Linked DNA regions of Homo sapiens: region 1 is linked to region 2. Evidence: chromatin loops called from intact Hi-C (ENCODE). Cell type or tissue: HCT116. All regions are shown on one strand. Each heading gives the region's core, and the rest is flanking DNA. Links, peaks and the distances in the headings are about the cores only. Region 1 overlaps LOC105370324 (a long non-coding RNA gene). Region 2 has its middle 36 kb from the start of OXGR1.

Region 1 (12,025 bases), core at 1,317-9,316, 540 kb before region 2:
CTCTGTCGCCCAGGCTGGAATGCAGTGGTGTGATCTCAGCTCACTGCAACCTCTGCCTCCTGGGTTCAAGCGATTCTCCTGCTTCAGCCTCCTGAGTAGCTGGGATTACAGGTGTGCACCACCACACCTGGCTAATTTTTTCTATTTTTAGTGGAGACTGGGTTTCACCATATTGGTCAGGCTGGTCTCGAACACCTGACCTCGTGATCCACCCACCTCAGCCTCCCAAAGTGCTGGGATTACAGGCGTGAGCCACTGCGCCCAGCCATTTTTTTTTTTTTTTTTTTTTTTTTGAGACGGGTTCTCCCTCTGATGTCCAGGCCAGAATGCAGTGGTGTAGTCAGCTCACTGCAGCCTCAAACTCCTGTGGTCAAGTAATCTTCCTGCTTCAGCCTCACGAGTAGCAGGGACTACAGGTATGCACCACCACATCTGGCTAATTTTTTTTTTTTAATTCTGTAGAGATGAGGTCTCACTGTGTTGCCCAGGCTGGTCTTGAACTCCTGGCCTCAAGCAATCCTCCTTCCTCGGCCTCCCAAAGCACTGGGATTATAGGCATGGGCCACTGCACCTAGCCAGACATTTTTTTAATTGTGGTAAAATACACATAACATGGTTACCATCTTAGCCATTTTTAAGTGCACAGTTTAGAAGTGTTAAGTATATTCATATTGTTGGGCAACCAATCTCTAGAACATTTTAATCTTGCAAAACTGAAACTATACCCATTAAACAACTCCCCATTCCCCTGCCTCCCAGACCCTGGTAACCACTATTCCACTTTGTTTCTATGAATTTGACTACTCTGGATACCTCATATAAGTGGAATCATCCAGTATTTGTCTTTTTGTGTCTGGCTAATTTTGTTTAGCATTATGTCTTCAAAGTTCATCTCTGTTGTAGCACGTTATCATAATTTCTTTCCTTTTTAAGGCTAATATTCCACTATGTCCATTAAGGGATTTCATTCATATATACATATATATATATATATACATATATATATACACACATATATATATACATATATATACACACATATATATATACATATATATATACACACATATACATATATACACACATATATATACATATATATACACATATATATACATATATATACATATATATACATATATATACATATATACATATATATGTATATATATGAATGAAATATATGAATGAAATATATATATGCACACACACACACACACATACACACATATTCAAAAGCCTTAGATATAAAAAATATTCACTGTTTTAACCCTCGAAAAACCTGTACTCATTTATTTATTGAAGTTGACTAAAATATGGCCGAGTACTAAAAAAACTGATGACTGAGTCACTACTCTGGAAGTTCTCAAAGTGAGGATACAGTGATTATCCAAGGCTGGATGGGTCATTTGTGCAATATGTAAAAGTAACAAAGACATACCACCTTAAGTTACCCTATTTCAGGGCCTGTTGTTTCTAGAGAATTCCTTACAACTCTCCCTTGCAAAACTCTTCCTCTCACTCATAGAAGATCAAAGTGGAATTTACTAATTTAAGGACTAATATTTCGCTTATTGTTCTAAGCTTATAAATTCTGCCTCTTACAGAAAACAGACCCTCTTCCTTGTTTTAGATCATATTTGCGTTTAGTATTTTTTTTTTTTTGGCATTAGAAACAGAAAGGAGAGAGGCTGCTGAGTCCCCTGCTAAAGCTCTAGTCTAAGACTGACATTTTAAAATTCAGCAGACAGAGCAAATCCACATGATTCCAGGACTTGCCTCTCAAGGTCAGAATATTTAGTGAACACTTGGGTCAAATCCTCTCCTTGGTATCGGTGCCAGGATGTTGGCCCTCAGTTCACCTTCCTGAGCTCTTTGCTCAGTTCTCTTAGGGATGTTTGGCTGTGCCCCCTCAGGCCTTACTTCTGAGCTGATACGTTTGACCTCAAAATGGATAACAGGGCAGGAAGGTGGGACCAGCTTCTGTCACACTGTGCAGTTTATTTTCTATCAATAGCCCTGTTACAGTGCACAGGCTCTTGGGTTCCTTGAGGAATGGAGCCATTTTGTAAACAAAACACTGTCATTTTAAGCCATTAGAATGCATTCTATGAGGCATAATGGCCAGCGGAGAGCTACTGGGAAAGTCGGATGAAGCACAGAGTGAAGTATTTGGTTCTCTGGGTCTCCTGTGATTTAACTGCCCTACAAACTCAGCCTTCCCATTAAATACTGTATTAAAAAAATCTCTGGAGCAAAAGCAAATATGTGCTTTTCTTCTCTGAGAAGAGATGGATTTAGCAATTCTACTTCTGTTTGTTATTTCAGTGGAATCTAGTTGTTTTGGGAGTTAAATAGTCTTCTCTCAGATGTTATTTTAAATGCCCTCTACCCGCCACCACCCCTCCCCCCGCCTTTTTTCTTTTTGGTAAGAAAACTAGCTCCTTAGCTCTTCAGGTAGTGGTGAACAGTTTTAGTGCTAAAGAACATTCTCTCTCATGTTTTGGACATGAGTCTGAGTACATTAAATGTGTTCATGCATTTTATATTGTAAAATACAATGTAATTCTTGTTTTGTGAGTGGGAGGGTAGACGATAGTGCTGAATTCCATGTGTTAGTCCAGGCTTTATGGGAGGCAGATGGCAAAACGGCGTTAAATGTGCCAAGATTCCATTAGCGGACACTACCGTGTGAGAGAAGATGAAGAGTATCAGAAAAGGCTGCGAGAGTTTCGGCTCGCCCTGTAAGCCTGATCCAGGGAAGAGGAGAGGGTGGGAAGGTTAGGTGGGAGCACTGTGGTTTTGAAACAGCTGTGCAGTTTAAGGAAGGTTTGTAAGGCTACTGGGGAGTCTTTGGGCCAAGATCAACCTTCAGAAGAGTCCAGTGTCTCCCAGAAACCGGCTGCTTTGGCGTCCCTGAGGATCACTCACTGGCCAGGCACAGCTGTGGGAGGTACAGGGGGGCCCTCGGTTAATTACATGGCCTGTCACCTAAGGTGTAGGAGCCATTCTCAGAGTTGCTGCAGTCTGCATCTTTAAAGTTTTGGAGAACTCTGTGTTACCTGGTTCTAACATCACTAATGATGGATGCTGTTTCTTTTTTAAAGTAAGTCTCCATTGATTTTTGCATCTCATAATTCATTAGTTTGAAAGCTTCCAAAAAGCAGTTAATTGCCCCCAGGGGCCATCTAGGATCCTTTTATTCGCTGGAGGAACTCTGATATGATATCAGTAAAGAAAAGCAAAAACACAAAGAGGTTTTTACTTCTGTCGGTCCTAAGATTGTTATGTGTTCTTATGAGTTTTGCGGCCACACTCATCTGTCATTTATTAGTTGAGTGACCTTATGCAAATCACTGAACGTCTTTATGTATACAAATAGTCATAAAAATTCATAGCTGGCAGAATCATTGGGGGTTAAAACAATATGTATATTAGGACTTGGCACATAGTAGGTCCTCAGTTGAAAATGTAGACATAGCCAAGTTGTATTGGAAGTTTACCCTGTGCTCCATGGGGTGCATAACTGTCAGAGTTCACTGCAGGGATCTGGAAGATGCCTGGTGTTTTAAGCAGGAAGGGATTAGTGTCGGGAGGTGGTGCTCACACAATCATGGGAAGTGGTGGGGGTGGCCAGCCCCAGGCTGGGCTTCCAGACCAGCTCACCAGGGAAGCCTCTACCTCTGTTCCAACCAGGAAGGGGAGAATGAGGAAGCTGCCACTGACCCTGCCACATTCCAGGACACACACCACCATGGCTGCAGTCCAGGAATTGGGAAGCTGGGAGCATGAAGCTGCCACCACCACTGCAAACTGCCTCTTGACACCCTTAGAGTTAGTGTCTGGACAGTGGGACACCACTGCAGAAATGCCACATCTCCACAACCTTACTTACCAGCAGAAAGCCAGAAGTAGCAGCGCTGGGCGTCTCCTGGATTCTGCCTTCCAAATTGCATGACAGTGCATCTGCCACACAGACCCTGATTGGCATGCAGAACTCTAGCTGTGGTGGCTTTTAGCTTCCCAACTCTGTCATCCAACAGGGGTCTGCAATACAGGAAGGCACAGGAGAAGGAGGTGGCTGGATGCCCGAGCATAGCTGGCACCCTTTTCCAGCACTGTGCTAGGTACACTATGTGCATCACCTCATGTAACTGTTGTCATAGCAGAGCAATATAGGTAGAATTATTACCCCCACTTTACTGATATGGAAAATGAGGCAGGTATCTGGTGGGGGCAGTCTGTGTACTCAGATCTGTCTGTTCTCAAAGCTCATTCACTTAATTAGTCTGGTGCTTTTTCTAGAACATATGCGTTCTTTGTGTTCACTTTTGAAAAATGTCCCAAATCCCAGTTTCTTTTCCTGTGTGGATGAAGCTGCCCTCACTGCAGGCAGATTGGGTAAATTGTTTTTGATGATCATTCAGGGAATAAATACATGAACCTCTTCACTCCAGCTCCAGGGGTATAAAGAGTCAGTTTGCAGTGGTGGTGGCAGCTTCATGCTTCCAGGCTCCCGATTCCTAGACTGCAGCCCTGGTGGTGTGTGTCCTGGAATGTGGCAGGGGCGGTGGCAGCTTCCTCATTCCTTACTTCCTGGTTGCAACAGAGGTAGAAGCTTCCCTGTGGGCTGGTCTGGGAACCCAGCCTAGGGCTCACACCACAGCACCACCTTCCACAATTCTGTCTCCTGCTTTGAGTCATCAAGCTGTAAAGAGCATTGCAGATTGTCTTGTGAGTCCCTTGCCTCTCTTCTGCCATTATGAACAGGGGAACTGAGACAGAACTAGATGAGCATATTCTGATTAAGGGCTTGAAGTTGAGATTCTCACTCAGACCAGCATCCTTTCTCTTATCCAGTAGCTTGGTTGTCCTTGGACCTATAATACATTGCATTCACTGTCCTTCTCAGGCTCACACAATAAAGGTCCCAATGGGAATGCCCGGATACATCTGCACCCTTGATCTTTGGCATATGGACTCTCTGCTTTTTTTATTTGTTTGTTTCAGGTTGTGACATTGCCACAGGAGATGGCCACACATGCTTATGCCTTCTAGGGCTCAGTTTTGGTGAATCAGTTGTTTTCAGAAAGTAGCCTGTGAACTGCTGGCTGTTGATGAGAATCCATTAGATCCTCTGAGGTCTAGTTGAAATGGCAAGATCACAGTATGCCAAAGTCTTCTCAAGTTCTTAGCTTGCCATGGGGACAAAGAGAATCTCTGGTCCTTCAGTGGCCACTCCTTTTACAAGGCAAAGTTTTTCAGGCAGACTTTGTTGCGTCTCAACCCAGGTATTTCTGCAACTCCCTTAAAACTGCTCATGTGTTCTACAAATCCACTCTGTTGACACCAGTCACCTGTTTTCTGGATGGCTCTAACATTCTCTTGCAGATCGTTCTCTTTGCCATACTGCTACCAGTCTTCCTGCACAGCTTCAATTTAGGTGAGATAGGCACTAACTTCTTAGTTAAATATTTAAAGCACATCCAAGAAACCTTGCAGAAGGCTTGCAGAGACCATAAAAATCACTCAAAAAGCAAAACTGTAAGTGGACAACCAATGCCACATCTCCCCACGTGGCTCCGCTGCAGTCCATTGCAAAGGGTCTATTTGAGCTGCTTCTTGCCTCACCCTCAGCCTGCCCCTGTGTTAGCCAGTGCTCATTAACACCATCACCATCCTGGAGTACCTAGAAAACTTTTGTTTTAAATTTTTAATTTTTGTTGGTATATAATAGGTATATATATTTATGGGGCATTATGGGATATTTTGGTACAAGCATACAAGGTGTAATAATCACATCAGGGTAAATGGGGTCTCTGTTACCTCAAGTATTTATCCTTTGTGTTACAAACAATCCAACTGTACTCTTTTAGTTATTTAAAAATGTACAATTAAATTATTTTTGATTTGTCACCTATTGTGCATCCTATTGTGCTAGCAAATACTAGGTCACCCTATTTGTCAAATTGGTATCCGTGTGAGGGGGAAGATCAGTGGAGCCTTCTATTTGGCCATCTTGTTCCACCCTTTCTCCATGTCAAACTTCTTAATCTCTCCAGAAGCCTGTGTATGGGCAGACTTGGGGAAGTATGGAGGCTTCTGTGAACAGATGTGGATTTCAGCTGAGATGCTGGGGTGGAGGTGGCAGTGAAAATCTGAGGGAAGACAGAGGGTTCCCTTCTCCTCCTCCTAGTCTTCAAATGGTAGACACTGACAAATATTCCATAGTAGCAGAGAGAAGAATCCAGATCAGAGGGATGGTCAGGGATTACACTTCTTTATCGCATAGCTTGATCTCGAAACTCTTAATTCAAGTAAGAACACCAGCTGTTTTTAAAAGCTTACATTTATCTCAGTCTTCCTCCAAACAATCACCTGCCACAATGTTTGATCAATTGTGATCCTTGTGTCTGAGGATGGGGAGGGTCAGGATCTGTAACTCTGTTTTAGGTGGCAGCCAGAGGAGACATGAAAGCAGTATGTGGGGTGTGTGTTAATTCCACTTCTGGGAGTGTCACTTCTCTTGTTGTTGTTCCAGACTTGCAGTGAATGGAAGGAAAATAGTATGTGCAGACTTGGATCACTTTGGTAATTATGCCCATCATATGAGGAAACAGGGAGCAGCCTTTGTTTAGCAAGAAAACGAATCCAACAGCCAACGAATTACATTTTTACAAAATCGCAGCATGTGTGTATGTAGGGGGTGGGGAGTATTTTGTGTTTGAGGTTTTTGAGGCTTTTATGTTTCTCTTGGTCACCAGAAATAGGTCATTGGACCCTTTCTGTCTGGAAAAACTTGGTGTCTTTTCAGAACAGTGAGCCCACAGATATAGTTAGAGATATGTGTGGGGTGCTCAAAAAAGGGAGAACCAACCTTTTAGGTTCCCTAACTGTCCTAGACTTTACTAGGGAAAATTCTGGGGGACTTTCTCAGACCATACTTCAGCCTTGAGACCCACCTGGTCACAGTCTGAGAGGAATGCTGCAGTAATTTCCCGATTTTTGCCTGATTCCAGCACCGGAGGGAGGGAAGTCACCTTTCTTTAATGATGGTGTCAAATGCCACATCTTTGGTGGACCTGGGGACTATTGGCTATCCTTATTGTCTTAGGTAGTTTTTAATTTGGGAAAACATTTCTTTCCCTTGTGTATCCTGCCTTTCCTGCTTCTCTGATATAACTGGCCTTTCAGGACAGATGGGTTTGGGGGCTGTTATCAGCCTGCAGAGTGGGCCAGTAGGCTGAGCACTGGGCAAAACCCCATTTTCAACATGAATAAGAAGATAGTCCTTCTAGGAGGGCATTACCTTAGTCCTTGGCCATTTGTTTTAATCACAGTGAACTTCCTAAAGGAGCAAAATTCCAGCAGATCTGACTCCACCGAGAGGATCTTTGCTGGGATCAGATCACAAAGTGAACATCGTCTCATGTTCCTGAAATGTTTCTCGGTTGTCAAGAATTTATTCATGAGCCTGGGGTTCATCTCCAGTGGGAATTCAATCTTTTTTAGAGAATGCCTTTAGTTTGGCAGGAAAACAGTCTTACTATGTAAATAAGCATAACACAATGTCTGGCATATAACAAGCTCTCCGTAAATGTCGCATAAATGAAGGATGTCAACCAAGAGAAAACAAGACAGGAGAATGGACATAAATGTTCTATCTTTCAAGTTCATACACTTTTGGTGCAATTTTTATGTTGATATGTGTTTGTGGGAAAATGCTGAGTATATATAACACAGGCTGATAGTGTCCGTTGATTTTATAGGAAGAACTGAGAAATAAATACACAAGGAAATTAATAAAATAGACACTGTGATGTACATTTATATACATTTTTCCATTCAGTTTTCTTATGAAAACACTTTTCTTTTTGAGATGGAGTCTTGCTCTTGTCACCCAGGCTGGAGTGCAATGGCATAATCTCAGCTCACTGCAACCTCCGCCTCCTGGGTTCAAGTGATTCTCATGCCTCAGCCTCCTGAGTAGCTGGGATTACAGGTGCCTGCCATCACACCCGGCTAATTTTTTTTTTTTTTTTGTATTTTTGGTAGAGACGGGGTTTTGCCATGTTGGCCAGGCTGGTCTCGAACTCCTGACCTCATGATCCACCCGCCTCCACCTCCCAAAGTTCTGGAATTATAGGCGTGAGCAACCACGTCCAGCCTGAAAACCCTTCTATGGGTAAGGATTATTAATCTTGATTTATGTATTAATCAAGGATGGTTCAGTGCATAAAATAGAATCCATTCCAAGAGGTTTTGATAGGAAACCATTTCAGGTTGTTAGATGTTTACAGAATGTTTGGAAGGGCTAGAGGAATGGGTTCTAGTCTTAGTCATCAATGGTAACTCCCCAAATAATTCAGAACTGACCATCAAGGAAGTGACTATTGCCAAAGCTGCCTCTGGAACTTCTGAGTTCAAGAACACTCCACCGTGGCACAATACAAGGATCAGGAAGTTAGGCGGAAAGCTGCCTTTTCTTCCTGCTCTCTACATTCACGGAGCTGATGACTGGCCACTGGGATAGGAAGTGCAGCCACTGCCTTCATCCATGTTTCCTATTACAACCCAAGGACCTGGAGAATGAATGCTGAAAATCTGCTCCCAAACCTCACTTCCCACAACTTGATTTGCTAGCAGAAAAGCAGCCCAGATGGCAAGGAGATGGCCTCTGCTTCACTTTGGCCTCCTAGATACACAGGAGAGGCTCTAAGTGATGGAGCCTAACATCCAGAACCCTACTTGCAAGAGCATTTGTGGGATGCAGTTTTAGGCTTTCCAGCCTCTGCATTATAGGAAGGCACACCAAGAGGGCAGAGTCATGGCTGAAAGAGTCAAACCATCACAGACTGCTTGGAAGGAAGTTAAAGCTTGGAGAGGCTCCTAGAAATAACATTTCTGCTCAAATTAAAAAGAGCATTATGGTTAAGTGCACATCCTGGTTGGACAGACGAGGGCTCAAGTCTTTACAGCAGAATTTACTAAGTGTTTGGTCTTAGACAAGGCAATTAACTTCTCTAAAAACTTCCAAATCCTAATCTATAAAGTAGAAATAATACTACCTCCCTCATGGGGTTGCATGAAGATATAGAGATCATGTTTGTAAAGTGGTTAGCACAGAGTTTAATAAAGTGTTGACATGATTAATAAGGTTATAGGGTAAGCAGTGGAATCAGGACACTAACCAAGGTTCATGGTCTTTGTTGCATCTCTCTGGGTATTAAAGATGAGATACACCAGGTTTGAGGGTGAAAATAAATGTTTATAAGACTAATACTTTAAAAAGTACTTTTGATGTTATTACACTTTAAATACATCTTATTATTATGATTGATTTTACAATTATAAGGTATCAAGATGAATTCCACTAGCCCTGCATCAAAATTGGCCTTGTTACCTTAAAGCACATTTTTGATTTTACACATGGTAGTGGGTTGTGTCCCTCTAAAATATATGTTAAAATACTAACCTCTAGTACCTGTGAATGGGACTTTGGGTGGAAATAGCACCTTTGCTAATACAGTTAAGATGATGTCATACTCAATAGGTTGGTTTTACATCCACTGGTTGGTGTGTTCATAAGGGAAAGGAGAAAGAGATTTGGACAGACACAGAAGATAACCATATAAAGACGGAAACAAAAATTGGAGGATGCAGCTACAAGCCAGGAAGTGCCAGAGATTGCTGGAAATGAGAAAGAGGCAAGGAAGAATTCTCCCCTAGAGCCTTTTGTGGGAGAATGGCCTTGCAAACACCTTAATTTCAGACATCTGGCCTCCAGAACTATGAAATAATAAATTTTTGCTGTTTTAAGCCATTTAGCTTATGGTAATTTGTTATAGCTGCCCTAGGACAAGAATACATACATGTACCTCTTCATATAATAATGTATTCCTGATAAGTTGTGTAAGATTATGCTTCTTTATTTCTTCATGATACTTTCAGGGATTTTTACTTCCAGATTAACATTTTTTTTTAGTGGTAGCTCAGAAAACTTGACATTCTCCTTTTCTAATTTTCTCTCACATCTCTGTCAAGTACTTAGTAGGGTATAAATAGACCATTCAACATAATTGGGGAACATAACTCTAAATAATGATGTGGCAAATACTTTTATAAGTAGAGCACTCATTTAATTTATGATTTGTAATTTAAGTAGTAGAGTGGAAAGAACAATGGCAGGTACAAGGGAAGGAGACATGGAAACTCAACCACAACTGCCTTTAGTTGAGCACTGACTGCATGTGAATGCATTGAACACAACACGTCTATCTCATTTCTCCTTTGGCATAGGAATCACATCCCATTGTGCAAATTAAGATGCTCAAGTTTAAAGAGGCAATTAAATTAGTCTCATCAAGATCACACAGCTAGTAGGTGGTGGAGGTGGCACCCATCCTCAGGCTATTGGACTCCAAACCCCATGTGAATTAGGGTTCTCTAAAGGGACAGAACTAATAGGATAGATGTATATATAAGAGGAGTTTATTAAGGAGTATTGACTCACATGATCACAAGGTGAGGTCCCACAATAGGCCGTCTGCAAGCTGAGGAGCAAGGGAACCAGCAGGAGTCCCAAAGCTGAAGAACTTGGAGTCTGATGATGTTCGAAGGCAGGAAGCATCCAGCACAGGAGAAAGATGTAGGCCAGAAGACTAAATCAGTCTAGTCTTTCCACATTCTTCTGCCTGCTTCTATTCTGGCCATGCTGGCAGCTGATTAGATTGTGCCCACCCAGATTGAGGGTGGGTCTGCCTTTCCCAGTCCACTCCTCAAATATTAATCTCTCTTGGCAACACCCTCACAGACACACCCAGGAACAATACTTTGCATCCTTCAATCCAATCAAGTTGACACTCAATATTAACTATCACACCGCATTCTTGAGCTTTCATCTTGGTGTTAAATCTACCTCTCTAGTGCCTTCCTTACTCATCTGTAAGTTGAATGGGTTTGTTGGGAGATGCATTTCTCAAACTACTCTTCTGTGAGGCACAGTTCCACCTGAAGCCTAGAGACTCATTTCCATCCTGGAGTCATAATGACTATCCCATTCATAGAAGTGTCTAAAGAATAGAGAACAGGTGGCACATGTATACATATGTAACTAACCTGCACATTGTGCCCATGTCATGTACCCTAAAACTTAAAGTATAATAATAATAATAATAATAATAATAATAAAGAATAGAGAACAGGTGAAGACTGGTAAACCATCTGTGAGCCAATGAGCATTTTGAAGGACAGTGGTAAAGGGTTATAAAGCATTTGACTCACAGCCCAAGAATGAAAAGCCTAATTTGTCTAAGACTTTTTGCATACCATTTCCTCCTTTCTACTGTTTCCATTTCATCCTCTCCCCACACACATCACCCTCACAAAGGTGGTTTCATGCTTTTCCTTTTTCCTCCCACTCACTCCATTCTCACTTAGTCAAAATCTGACCTTGAACTATGAAGGCAAATTTAGAAGTTTGGAAAACGTGAGGATGAAATTACCTATGAGTTGTGGCTTGATAGTCTACTAGCATGGAATGGCTTACAAAAGGGAAAATAATAAAATCTGTGAAAAAATTAGAAAAAATAATTTCCATTTTTACTACAGTACTCACAATGTATATACATTAAGAAACACTCAGAGTATTGAAAATTATGTCAGAATATGTGAGCAAGATATGTGTTAATTTATATACAATGTGATAATTTATAACTCAGTGACATTTCAGTTGCTGAGAAAATTTTTATTTGGTATGACATCTTTCCTAGAAAGAGCCTGAAGTTACATTGGATAATAGTGCATATCCGTCCTGCCTTAAACTAACAGTGAATAGATGTTGTGATTTCACATTTACTAGTCAGACAACATAGAATCTGCAATGTTGAAAGTTCATAGTTGTAATCAGTCTTCTTTTATACAAAGAAGCCAAGAAAGGAAATTGAACAGTGCCTTCATAGTATATTCTCCACCTTGATAAAATACACCTAAGCCATTGTCTTGACCTAGGACTATACGTAGAGAA
Region 2 (12,025 bases), core at 2,370-10,369:
ATGAACGGTTTACATGCTGCAATTATAGTGTTAGAGTATTCTGTATTTGTCTGCATATTTACTATTATCCTTTTATACCTTCAGATGATTTCTTGTTGCTCGTTAATGTTCCCTTCCCCTTCCCATTCCCCTTCCCCTCCCCTCCCCTCCCCTCCCCTTTTCTTTTTTCTTTCCTTTTCTTTTCTTTTCTTTTAGACAGCGTGTTGCTCTGTTTCCCAGGCTGGAGAAGTGGCCTGATGCCAGGTGCAGTGGCATGATCTCGGCTCACTGCAACCTCCACCTCCTGGGCTCAAGCAATCCTCTCACCTCAGCCTCCCCAGAAGCTGGGTTTACACCACACACTACCACACTTGGCTAATTTTTATATTTTTTTTGTAGAGAAGGGTTTTTGCCATGTTGCCCAGTTTGGTCACAAACTCCTGAGCTCAAGTGATCTGCCCACTTTGGCTTCCTAAAGTGCTAGGATTACAGGCATGAGCCACTACACCAGGCGTCATTAACGTCCTTTTCTTTCAAGTTGAAGAATTCTTTTTAACATTTCTTGTAAGTCAGTTCTACTGACTTACAAAAGCCCTCAGCTTTTGTCTGCAAAAGTTTTCATTTCTTCTTCATATCTGAAAGATGATTTTTCTGTATATAATACTATAGGTTGTTGCCAGTGTTTATTTTCCTTCAGCACTTTGAATATGTCATCCCACTCAATCCTGGCCTTAAGGTTTCTGCTGAGAAATCTGTTGCTATACATATCAAAGTTCCTTTATATGCTATTTGCTTCTTTCCTCTTGCTGTTTTTAGGATCTTTTCCATATCTTTGACCTTTGAGAGTTTGATTATATGCCTTGAGGTAGTCTTATTTGGGTTGAATCATTTTGGTGTTCTTTAACCTTCTTGTTCTACTCTGATCTTTCTCTCTCTATCCTCTTTAGGGCCAGTAACTCTTAGATTTGGCATTTTGAGAATTTGTCAGTGGGCTTCATTAAATTTTTTTTTCTCTTCTGACTGTGTATTTTTATACAGCCTATCTTCAAGCTCATTACTTTTTGTCTTCTGCTTGATCAATTCTGATGTTGAGAAACTGATAAAATTTTCAATTTGTCAATTGAATTTTTTAGCTCCAGAATTTCCGCTTGATCTTTTGTTTTAATTTCTATTTCTTTGTTAAATTTCTCTGATGGAATTCTGAATTCCTTCTGTGTTATCTTGAAGTTTACTGAGCTTCCTCAAGATAGCTATTTTGAATTCCCTATCTGAAAGGTCATGTTTCCATTACTCCAGGATTGGTCAGTGGCGCCTTATTTAGTCCTTTTGTTGAGCTCATGTTTTCCTGGATGTTCTTGATGCTTGGGGACATTTGTTAGTGTCTTGGCATTGATGAGTTAGGTATTTGTTTCAATCTTCACAGTCTGGGCTTATTTATACTCATCCATCTTGATAGGGCTTTCTATGAATCCAAAGGGGATTGAGTGTTGTGTTCTAAGCCTGTGGTCACTGGCTTAAGACAGTGACTACTGTCCTAAGGGTTGTTGTCCTAAGAGTTGCACAGGAATCCTGCAACTCTTTCAGACTCCTAGATACACAGCCTTGGTGGACTTGGGAAAGATAAGAGAGAATTTCCTGGTTACCAGGCAAAGTCTCTTACTCTCTTTCCTCTCTTTTCCTCAATCAGATAGAGCCTCTCTTTGCTCTGAGCTGCCTGGAGTTAGAGAAAGGGTGACACAAGCACTCCTGGGGCCACCATAACTGGCATTGCACAAGGACACACTTGAAGTCTTGCAGACTAGCATAGTACTGGGGCTCACCCAAGGCCTGCAGCGACTACTTACTGGTTGCTTCTCGTGTTTGTTCAAGGCCCAAGACCACTATCATCAGCAGGTAGTGAATTCTGCTGAGACTGGATCCATACCATCAGGGCAGTGAATTCTCTTCTGGCCCAGGGTGGGTCTAGAAATTCCATCCAGGAAAAAAGACCTCAAATCTTCTTGCTCCTTCCCCCAAGCAGAGGAGTCTCTCCCAGGGCTGTACTTCCTGAATTGGGGGAGGAGTGATGCAGGCACTCCCTTGGCCACCACAGCTCCTTTGGATTGTACCATAAGTCCACTGCCTCTGAAATTAGTGCAGCACCAGGGCTTGCCCAGGGGCTGCAGTCCTTTGTGGCCTGACTGCCACTCAAATTTATTCTGGGTTCCAGCCAGTGGTGAAGCTGGCTAGAACTCACGTTCCTCCTGCTGGAATGAGGAAATCTCCTCTGGCCCAGGCTGGTCTAAATGCTGCCTCGGTGGGCACCAGCAGAATTATGCTCTGTGTTGTGTTTTGCCATGACAAGGCAGGACTGAGCTTCAATGCAAAGTCACACCTCACTTCACTCTCTCTGCCAAGCTCACAGATTCTTTCTCCATATGCTGCCTGGGGTTGGGGAACGGGTGGTATAGCCAATGCAAGACTGTCTGTCCTACCTTCTTCAGTGCCTCCTTCCTTTATATTATGTTCAAACAAGGTACTGTGATTACTCACCTGATATTTTGGTTCTCATGAAGGTACTCTCTTATGTGGATAGTTGTTCAAATTGGTGTTCCTGCAGGAGAGAGATTACTGGAGGGTTCTATTCAGCCATCTGACTCACAAGTAGATTTGTTAAACAAAAGGAATAAATGTTCAATATTCCAGAACTTACGTTTTGCCAAGGCAAGGATTTCCCTCTGTTTTATTTAATAATGTATCTCAAGAACCTATCATATAGTTAAAACTCAGTGAATATTTGTGCAATAAATGAATTCCACTGAGACTGGGTCCATACCATCAGGGCAGTGAATTCTCTTCTGGCCCAGGGCGGGTCTAGAAATTTCATCCAGGTAAAAAGACCTCAAATCTTCCTGCATTTGTGGCAGTGCCAAGTTAATACAAGGGTCAAGCAAAAGTTAGGCTTTACTGCTATATCAATATAGGTTTTGTTATTATATATCTAAATTTATATAGATGGATACATTATGAACACATATGCATGTATAAAATACCTTTATTTTAAAACATTTGATATAAACCTTGAAGTTGAATACAATTCTAAGGTGAAATTCATCATGGAGGGTTTTCTTGGAAAAAGCAATTCAAGCAAATGCTAGAGGAATAAAAATACTTGTTCAGCTCAGCAGTTTGGAGTCTTATAGATCCGGCTAAGTGCCTGGAATTCTAGGTAATGGGGTGAGAGATGTACTGAAAGGTTAAACTAGGGTAGAGACATGGTCAGATTCCCACTTGAGATAGGCGAGGCTGATGGCCATGTTGGGATGGACTCAAAGGAGGCCATGGGTCCAGAAGAAGGCCTACTCTATGAAAGTTTCTGTAAGGACAAGAGAACTAGTAGGCTTGAGAGATATTTGGAAGACAATCCACAAGACAGTGATTGACTGTAGAGTCATGGTGAAGGATGAAATGGTGTCAAGACCCACGGACAACTGGATGACTTGTAGTCCCACTCACTAAGACAGGCAATACATGAAGAGGTTGGGGATGAGAATACATGTTGAGAGACTGAGATGCCTATGCAACATCCAGTTGGAAATGCCAAGCAGAAAGTTAGAGAAATGTAAAGTTTGCTGTGGAGTTTATCTATAAACATGTGGATAAAATAGCTACATATATGCATATATGTACACACATATCTTTTAAAAAATAATTTTCCTTTAAAAATTATGGGTACATCATAAGTGTATATACTTATGGGGTACATATGATGTTTTGATACAGGCATATTGCATTAGTTTGTTTTCACACTACTATAAAGAACTTCCCTGAGACTGGGTAATTTATAAAAGAAAGAGGTTTAATTGAGTCACAATTCTGCATGAATGGGGAGGCCTCAGGAAACTTACAATCACGGCAAAAGAGGAAGCAATCACCTTCTTCACAAGGCCACAGGAGAGAAAAGAACAAAGGAAGCACTTCCAAACACTTTTAAAACCATCAGATCTCGTGAGAACTCACTCACTATCATGAGAACAGCATGGGGGAGATTCCCCACCATGATCCAATCACTTTCCTTCGTCGACATGTGAGGATTACAATTTGAGATGAGATTTGGGTGAGGACACAGAGCCAAACCATATCACATACAATGTGTAATAATCACATCAGGGTATTGGGGTATCCATCACTTCAAGTATTTATCCTTTCTTTGTCTTAGGAACATTCCAATTCTACTCTTAGTTATTGTTCAATATATAATAAATTATTATTGACTATAGTCAACCTGTTGTGCTATCAAATACCAGATCTTATCTATTATACACACATATACTCCTTCATCCATAGCTACATGTAACTATATATTTATATGTGAAGATGTAATTTATCTCATATACCTATATAAAAAGAAGTTTATCAGTAAAGAACAGTTGATATAACTTTATATGAGAAGTGAGTCCTGGTTTAAATATTGATTTCAGACATATGAAATCAGAAATATCTGATACCTGTGTAGATAAAGCAATGGATAGTTATTTTATTTCATATATAAAAATATATGAAATATATAAGATACGGCACACACTGATGTTCCAAAATTTTATCATGGAAGTGAATGTATTCTAAATGGTTAACTCTGGGAGATCACAGAAGTTTAAAAAAATTGTTATATCATGGTATGAAATGCTTAAATTCAATATTCTGCAAAACTCTTACACACAAACATCAAAGATGAAAAATTCCATGCAAAAATGGAGAAGGAAATAATAGAGGAAGACTGCAAAATCATCTGACACAGTGACTCAGTTGGATAGTATTAGAAGAATGCAGACTGGGGACCGAAGCTTCTGCTCCCATACACTAGGGCTCCTGCAGAACATGGTGACTCCAGGATTCTACAATCTGGACCTAGGGTAAAACTGGGAAGCAAATTTTGGCTGCCATACTGTCTGTCCAAATTATTATTATTATTATTATTATTATTTTTTTTTTTTTTTTTTTTTTTTTTTGAGACGGAGTCTCGCTCTGTCACCCAGGCTGGAGTGCAGTGGCGGGATCTCGGCTCACTGCAAGCTCCGCCTCCCGGGTTCACGCCATTCTCCTGCCTCAGCCTCCCAAGTAGCTGGGACTACAGGCGCCCGCCACTACACCCGGCTAATTTTTTGTATTTTTAGTAGAGACGGGGTTTCACCGTTTTAGCCGGGATGGTCTCAATCTCCTGACCTCGTGATCCACCCGCCTCGGCCTCCCAAAGTGCTGGGATTACAGGCGTGAGCCACCGCGCCCGGCCCCAAATTATTTTTTAAAATAAGTAGTTTTCACAAATACATGCTCCCTCTGACAAACACACTGTCTGTACTGGATATAGGGCCAACCTTAGCATTAAATTCCAAATGAAAATGGGAGGAGAATTCTTACTCATGTAAACATAGAGTAACTTTGACTTAAGACCTGCATTGTTTGAGTTTTTGCTTGTCACCAGCATGATACAAGGGAAGATTACGTTGTGTCCCCATCTTGTGGCCATGATATGTAACATTGAGCATAAAGAGCCACAGTCCACTTTGGAAGTATATGTATTTGTCACTATCTTAATCTCAAATTTGTTATCCAAATTGTCCCCTTTCTATAAGACCTCTCACCTGACATTCACTACTCACCCCTCCCACACACAAACTCACAGCCTTAATAATTATTAATGACCTCAACTATCTATAGCCTTTCTAATTTCAGTGGTCTAAAATTTATGCTGTAATCAGATTACAATTTGCAAAATAAAATGTAAGAGGTTATCTTAAGTAACACCTCTTTTACACAGAGTATTTGTTTTTCCATTCACACCTCCCGCACCACTGCCCTACCCCTACCATCAGCCAACAAATTATGTCTTTTTTTGGAAGCTTAATATTTAACCAGTTGAGTTTTGAAGCATTTGAAACTTTTGCCTATTTAAAAACTGACTTCCTGACTTATATGAAATTTCAGTATGAGTAGCCATATACTAAATAAAATTTAAAATTTCAACCCTTTAAACATTTACCAACTACTGTGCATATCAGCCAGCCCTCGATCCTTCTCCCTCCTGAAACTTACTCCATCAGTAACACAAACCCAGAGTGGTGATGGAAACAGCATGGGCTCAGGCACCATCAGGCAGACAAATTATAATAGTCTGTAGTCATGTGCCCATCATGCCCACTGATCAATATATTAAATAAAAATAAATGTAGAATGAACCATGTTATGTTGAGAGAGACGTCAGAGATTTTTGAGATGCAGATCCTTCATGATAACTGAGAATGAACATGTATTTTGCTTAGAATCAATGATGGGTAAAACCTTCTGAGATCAGCAAGAGGGAAGTTATCTTTTGCTAATGAAACTAGAATTTTAAAACAGTGATCCTCACTGAACAGTATACTTGGGTTGTGTGGAGGGTGGCGGCAGGTCAGAGGTAGGCAAAGCAATTACCAATATATTTTTTAATTTTAGAAATGAAGGAAATAGTTTGGATCTGTGTCCCCACCCAAATCTCATGTTCAATTGTAATTCCCAGTGTTGGAGGTGGGACCTGGTGAGAGGTGATTGGATCATGGAGTCGGTTTCTTATGCTTTAACACCATCCCCCTTAGTGCTGTCATGGTGATAGTGAGTCCTCTTGAGATCTGGTTGTTTAAAAGTGCGCAGCACCTCACCCCGCTCTCTTGCTCCAGCCATGCGAAGCAGTGTTTCCCCTTCGACTTCCACCATGATTGTAAGTTTCCTGAGACTTCCCCAGAAGCCGAGCAGATGCTGCCATGCTTCCTATACAGCCTGTGAAAGGGTGAGCCTCTTCTCTTTAAAAATTACCCAGTCTCAGGTATTTCTCCATAGCAGTGAGAGAATGAACTAATACAGAAATTATTATTTTGTCCTACGGACTACAGAAGTTAAAGCTTTGAGGAAACTCTTCCCAGATGGTGGCTGTGACTCTCTAGGAGGGAAGGAAGATGTTGAGATTTTCAAGTTTATCAAAATGAGCCAAGGATCAAAAGTATCTGAAACACTGCTCTGAAAAATGAAGGATAGGCTGGGTGTGGTGGCTCTTGCCTGTAATCCCAGCACTTTGAGAGCCAGAGATGGGCAGATCACGCAAGGTCAGGCGTTCGAGACCAGCCTTGCCAACACAGTGAAACCCCATTTCTACTAAAAATACAAAAATTAGCCGGGCACGGTGGCATGCCTGTAGTCTCAGGTACTCCCAAGGTTGAGGCAGGGGAACTGCTTGAACCTGGGAGGCGGAGGATGCAGTGAGCCAAGATCACGCCACTGCACTCCAGCCCAGGCAACAGAGCGAGACTCCATCCCCCTCCCCCCCAAAAAAGGATATTATGCCTGGCTTTTACTCCCTGATTTAAAATCTTTATTTGGCTCTCTAGTAGAAAGCAGGTTGGTGGCAGGTCTAGAGAGAATACTTGGACCCTATTCCTATTTTCAAAGTGTGTAAGAAATCACTTAATGTTTCACATTGTTTCCTCTCTGTGATGACCTGTTATGTTTTCAGTATTAAAACTCCTTTATTACAACAGTTTCATTAAACATACTATTACCTCCCTAAAGGCCAAGGCTGTTATAAACATATATTTTTTAATTCCATATTTTTTTTTACCATAAAGGTAATATACATTTAGTATAAACGAATAAATTCAAACATTGATACAGAGAAAAAGGAAAGTTCTTTTTATGTAGAGTGAAGATTAGAGACGAAGTAAAGGTCATGGCTTGGTGGTTAAACACAATCTGACGTGGCCGTCTTATTGGATGGTAATTCCATCAAAAACCGGTGTCAAAATATTCGGCTTCTATGGTAATCACCAGGCCTGCCACTAGAGGGCAGACATGCCTAATTTTGTGATTAAATTTTCTGGAAATGGGATTGAGGCTTTAAGGAGTTTTTTGCAGACCTGACAAGGAAGTAAAACAAAAACAAAACAAAACAACCGCCCTCCTCAGCAATTCTTAAAATATAAAAGAGAGAAAGAAAGGAAAACTGGCTATGTAGCTTTGCTCAGTTCCATTCAAAACACTGGACAGCTACACATTTTTATGTGTATGCAGGTAAGCAAAACATGCTAGCAAAATATGGCCTGTGGCTAGAAATTTCAGGATAAGAGAGAGAGTAGAAATGCTTTTAAGAATCTCCCAGAGGCCAAATGACCAAGAAGGTAGAAAGTCAGGGTAGATGCTATGTCTCTCTCCCACCCATAAATGTGGATAGGGTTCTAAAAATTGAGAGATTTCCGGCCGAGCGCGGTGGCTCACGCCTGTAATCCCAACACTTTGGGAGGCCGAGGAGGGCGGATCACGAGGTCAGGAGATCGAGACCATCCTGGCTAACACGGTGAAACCCCGTCTCTACTAAAAATACAAAAAATTAGCCGGGCGTGGTGGCTGGCGCCTGCAGTCCCAGCTACTCGGGAGGCTGAGGCAGGAGAATGGCTTGAACCTGGGAGGTGGAGCTTGCAGTAAGCAGAGATCGTGCCACTGCACTCCAGGCTGGGCAACAGAGCGAGACTTGTCTCAAAAAAAAAAAAAAAAAAAAAAAAAAAAAAAAAAAAAAAAAAAAAAAGATTAACCAAACTGATAGATAGTACTCTTTAAGTGAAAGGAGAGAAAACAAAAATTAGAAATATGAAGAATGAAAGAGCATATCACTCCAGTGATTGAAAGGAAAATAAAGAAATAATATAAATAACTTTATGCCAATAAATTTAAAAACTCAAATGAAAAATAAAACCTCCCAAACCTGATACAAAATAAGCAGAAAATGTTATTAAGGAGATTGAATTTGCTATCAAAATCCTTCCCTCAAAGAAAATGTCAGGTCCATATAATTTCACCTGTGAATTCTATCAAACACTTAAAGAAGAAATAATAGTAACTGTACACAAATTATTTTGGAAAGCAGAAGAGGAAGAAGGAATATTTTCAACTCATTTAATGAGGCCAGTACCATCCAGATATCAAAATATAAAGAACACACAAACAACAACAAATAAACCTTGCAAGAAAAGAAAATTATAGGTTAATATTACTCAAGAACATACAAGTGAAAATCCTTAACAAAATATTAGCAAATTGAATCAGTCAATATAAAAGAAGAAATAATACATCATGGGGTTCATTCCAGGAATGAAATGTTAGGATAACATTTGAAAATAGATGCTATTCAGCATGTTAACAGAATAAAGATGAAAATTCATATGATTCTGAGTTCAGTAGATGCAGAAAAAGAATTTGACAAACTCTGGCTCCAATTTGTGATTAAAACTCCTACAAATGAGGAATAGAATAATAACCCCATCTCCATTTTTGGTTCTGTGGAGATGGCTGAGGGCTCCCATGAGTCACACATGCTTGAATCTCTTCAACCAGCCCTGATGTGACTATATGCTCTGATCTTTGCATCCTTCTGAGGCACTAGCAAAAGGTTGTCTAGCCAAACTCTTGGTTTCTCCTCCAGAGTGCACTTTCTGATGGTAAATCTCCTAATTTTAGAACTTTTGCAATCTGCATAAACATAATTTTTCAAATCACTGAGTGTTGGTTTTATTTCACTTACTAGTTGTTCCCTCGATTTATTTCTCTCCTTTTGCAGTTTACTGTAAGCAGGAAGAAGAAAGCAGGTCATTTCCTGAGCATGTTGCTGGGACATACCCTCAGCTAAATACGCAAGTTTATCTCTTACAAGCTCCTGCTTCCCACATAACTGCAGGACATAATTCCAGGAAGCTTTCTGCATTCCCTAACAAGGGAATTCTCTCCTTTGCCCCACTTTCCAATAACACAATCCTCCTTTCCTTCTGAGTCCTCACTTGGCAGTAACTTTAACGAAGGTTCTACAGTCTGTTGGTGATGATTTAGGTATTCTCTGAAACAATACAAGAAGGCTTCTCACTTCCTTCTGACCTCTCGCCAACAGGATATTCCCCATCCATATTTCCCCTAATAGCCTGCTCAAGGCAATCTAGTATTTTTTACCACATTCTGCAAAATTCTCCTACCCTTGCTCATTACTCAATTCTAAAAGCATGTCTCCGTGTTTGGCACTTGCTGTAGCAGCATGCTACTTCCAAGTAGCAAAATCTGTATTCATTTTCTACTGCTGCTGTCATCAATTCCCACATTTTTTTAAATTTAAAGAACTTCACTTTCTTAAAAGACTCATAAAATTTGAACTTCAAATGGTTATAAACATATTATGTACATTTACCAAGGAAAATAAAATATATCCAACAAGTTTCTTTGTTGGTATATTTTTTAATGTTATAACCTGACGTCTTATTCCAATAACATTTGCTCATTGCAAAAAACTTAGAAAATACAGATAATAAAAAAGAGAAAATAAAAATCATCTATTGTCCTGCTACCCAGAGAGTTTCTGTTGATTCTATATACACACGTGTCTGTCCACGTCTATCTTATCTATATCTCTATCCAAATAGATACACATGTAGAGACACATACACAAACACATGTACACACAATTTTTACAAGTTGTATTATTATATTAAACTTTTAACAATACATGTTAATGGTAAGAATACTACTATTCATCAATATTGTGTTCTTCTCTACTTCTAAGGGCATGAAATGACTTACTTCCCTCTCCTTTGAGGTTTGATGTGGCCGTTGACTTTGGCAAATAAAACATAAGCTGAAGTGACATAAGTTACTTTGAAGTACAAGCATTTTAATCCCTAGTAGTGATGATCTGATATGCTCTTTTCTTGCTGTAACTCGGAGATGGAAAAAAAGAGATTTTGCCATAAGAGGGAAATATCTGGAAATGCTAAACCAACACATACAGGGTGGACAGCTGCCCCAAAGAGTCACCTGGTTCTATATGTGCCATTGTGTAAGGCACTGAGAACTTTGGAATTGTTCTCAAACTACATTATGTCTATCTCTATTTATCTAGTTTATTCTGACCAGTAAAATCTTTAGCATTGTTCTGACATTAAATGTTCTACAAAATCATTTAAATGGCTAAATTACACTTTATTATATGAATGTGGTACAATTTATTCAGCCAACTTTTTAGTGTTGCATATTTATTTCCATTTTCTAAGTTTTTATAAACAATATGGTAAGGAATATATTTTTAGTTAAATTTTTGCTCATGTTTGTGTTGTTTTCTTAAGGTACAATCATGAAATGGAAAGTCATAATTCAAAAGATACACAAAACCATAAGTTTTTCATGTATAGTGTCAAATCATCCTACAAAAGATTATTGACAATATAATCAATGGCATAAAGAATACATGATTTCTCTATTTGATATAAATATTCTATCTACCTCCCGTACATTTCCCAAATTTAAAGGTGAAAATGATGTGCAGGCTTATTTCTGGGCTCTCTATTCTGTTCCATTTATCTACTTGACTGTTTTTGTACCAATACCATGCTGTTTTGGTTACTGTAGCCTTGTAGTATATTTTGAAGTCAGGTCATGTGATGCCTCCAGTTTTGTTCTTTTTGCTTACTACTGCCTTAGCTATTTGGGCTTTTTTTGGGTTATATATATATACACACACACACATGTGTACACACACACACACACACATATACATATATATATGTGTGTATATATATATACACACACACGTACATATATATTTGAGACAGTCTTGCTTTGTTGCCCAGGCTGGAGTGCAGTGACCTAATCTTGGCTCACTGCGACCCTTGCCTCCTGGTTTCAAGCGATTCTCATGACTTGGCCTCTCCAGTAGCTGGGACTACAGGTGCGACCACTACACCTGGCTAATTTTTGTATTTTTAGTACAGATGGGGTTTCAACATGTTGGCCAGGCTGACCTTAGGTGATCCGCCCGCCTCAGCCTCCCAGAGTACTGGGATTACAGGCATGAGGCACCATGCCTGGACCATATACATTTTAAAATAGTTTTTTCTAGTTCTGTGAAGAATCTTGTTGGTAGTTTGACAGGAATAGCATTGAATCTGTACATTGCTTTGGGCAGTATAGCGACTTTAATGATATTGATTCTTCCTATCCATGAACATGA

What was found. Peaks named below come from ENCODE experiments on the same cell type or tissue, not always from the same donor. Only the 100,000 strongest peaks of a DNase experiment are listed, where the experiment ranks them.
Region 1: it touches region 2 in a loop (4-fold over the local background); 4 of 110 quality-filtered maps call a loop at or near these places.

Annotation. Positions count from the first base shown.
Region 1 is chr13:97,560,683-97,572,707 of GRCh38, reverse strand. The region is part of intron 3 of LOC105370324 (a long non-coding RNA gene); the gene reads left to right. Among named protein-coding and RNA genes, the nearest start is that of RAP2A, 130 kb to the right of the region's middle. In HCT116, for the core only: no CTCF peak of the experiment used is centred there; DNase peaks (open chromatin) are centred at 3,693 and 4,647; H3K4me3 peaks cover 922 bases; H3K27ac peaks cover 1,213 bases.
Region 2 is chr13:97,024,700-97,036,724 of GRCh38, reverse strand. No RefSeq gene overlaps it. Among named protein-coding and RNA genes, the nearest start is that of OXGR1, 36 kb to the right of the region's middle. In HCT116, for the core only: CTCF peaks have their summits at 5,488 (motif pointing left) and 7,830 (motif pointing right); DNase peaks (open chromatin) are centred at 5,484 and 7,814.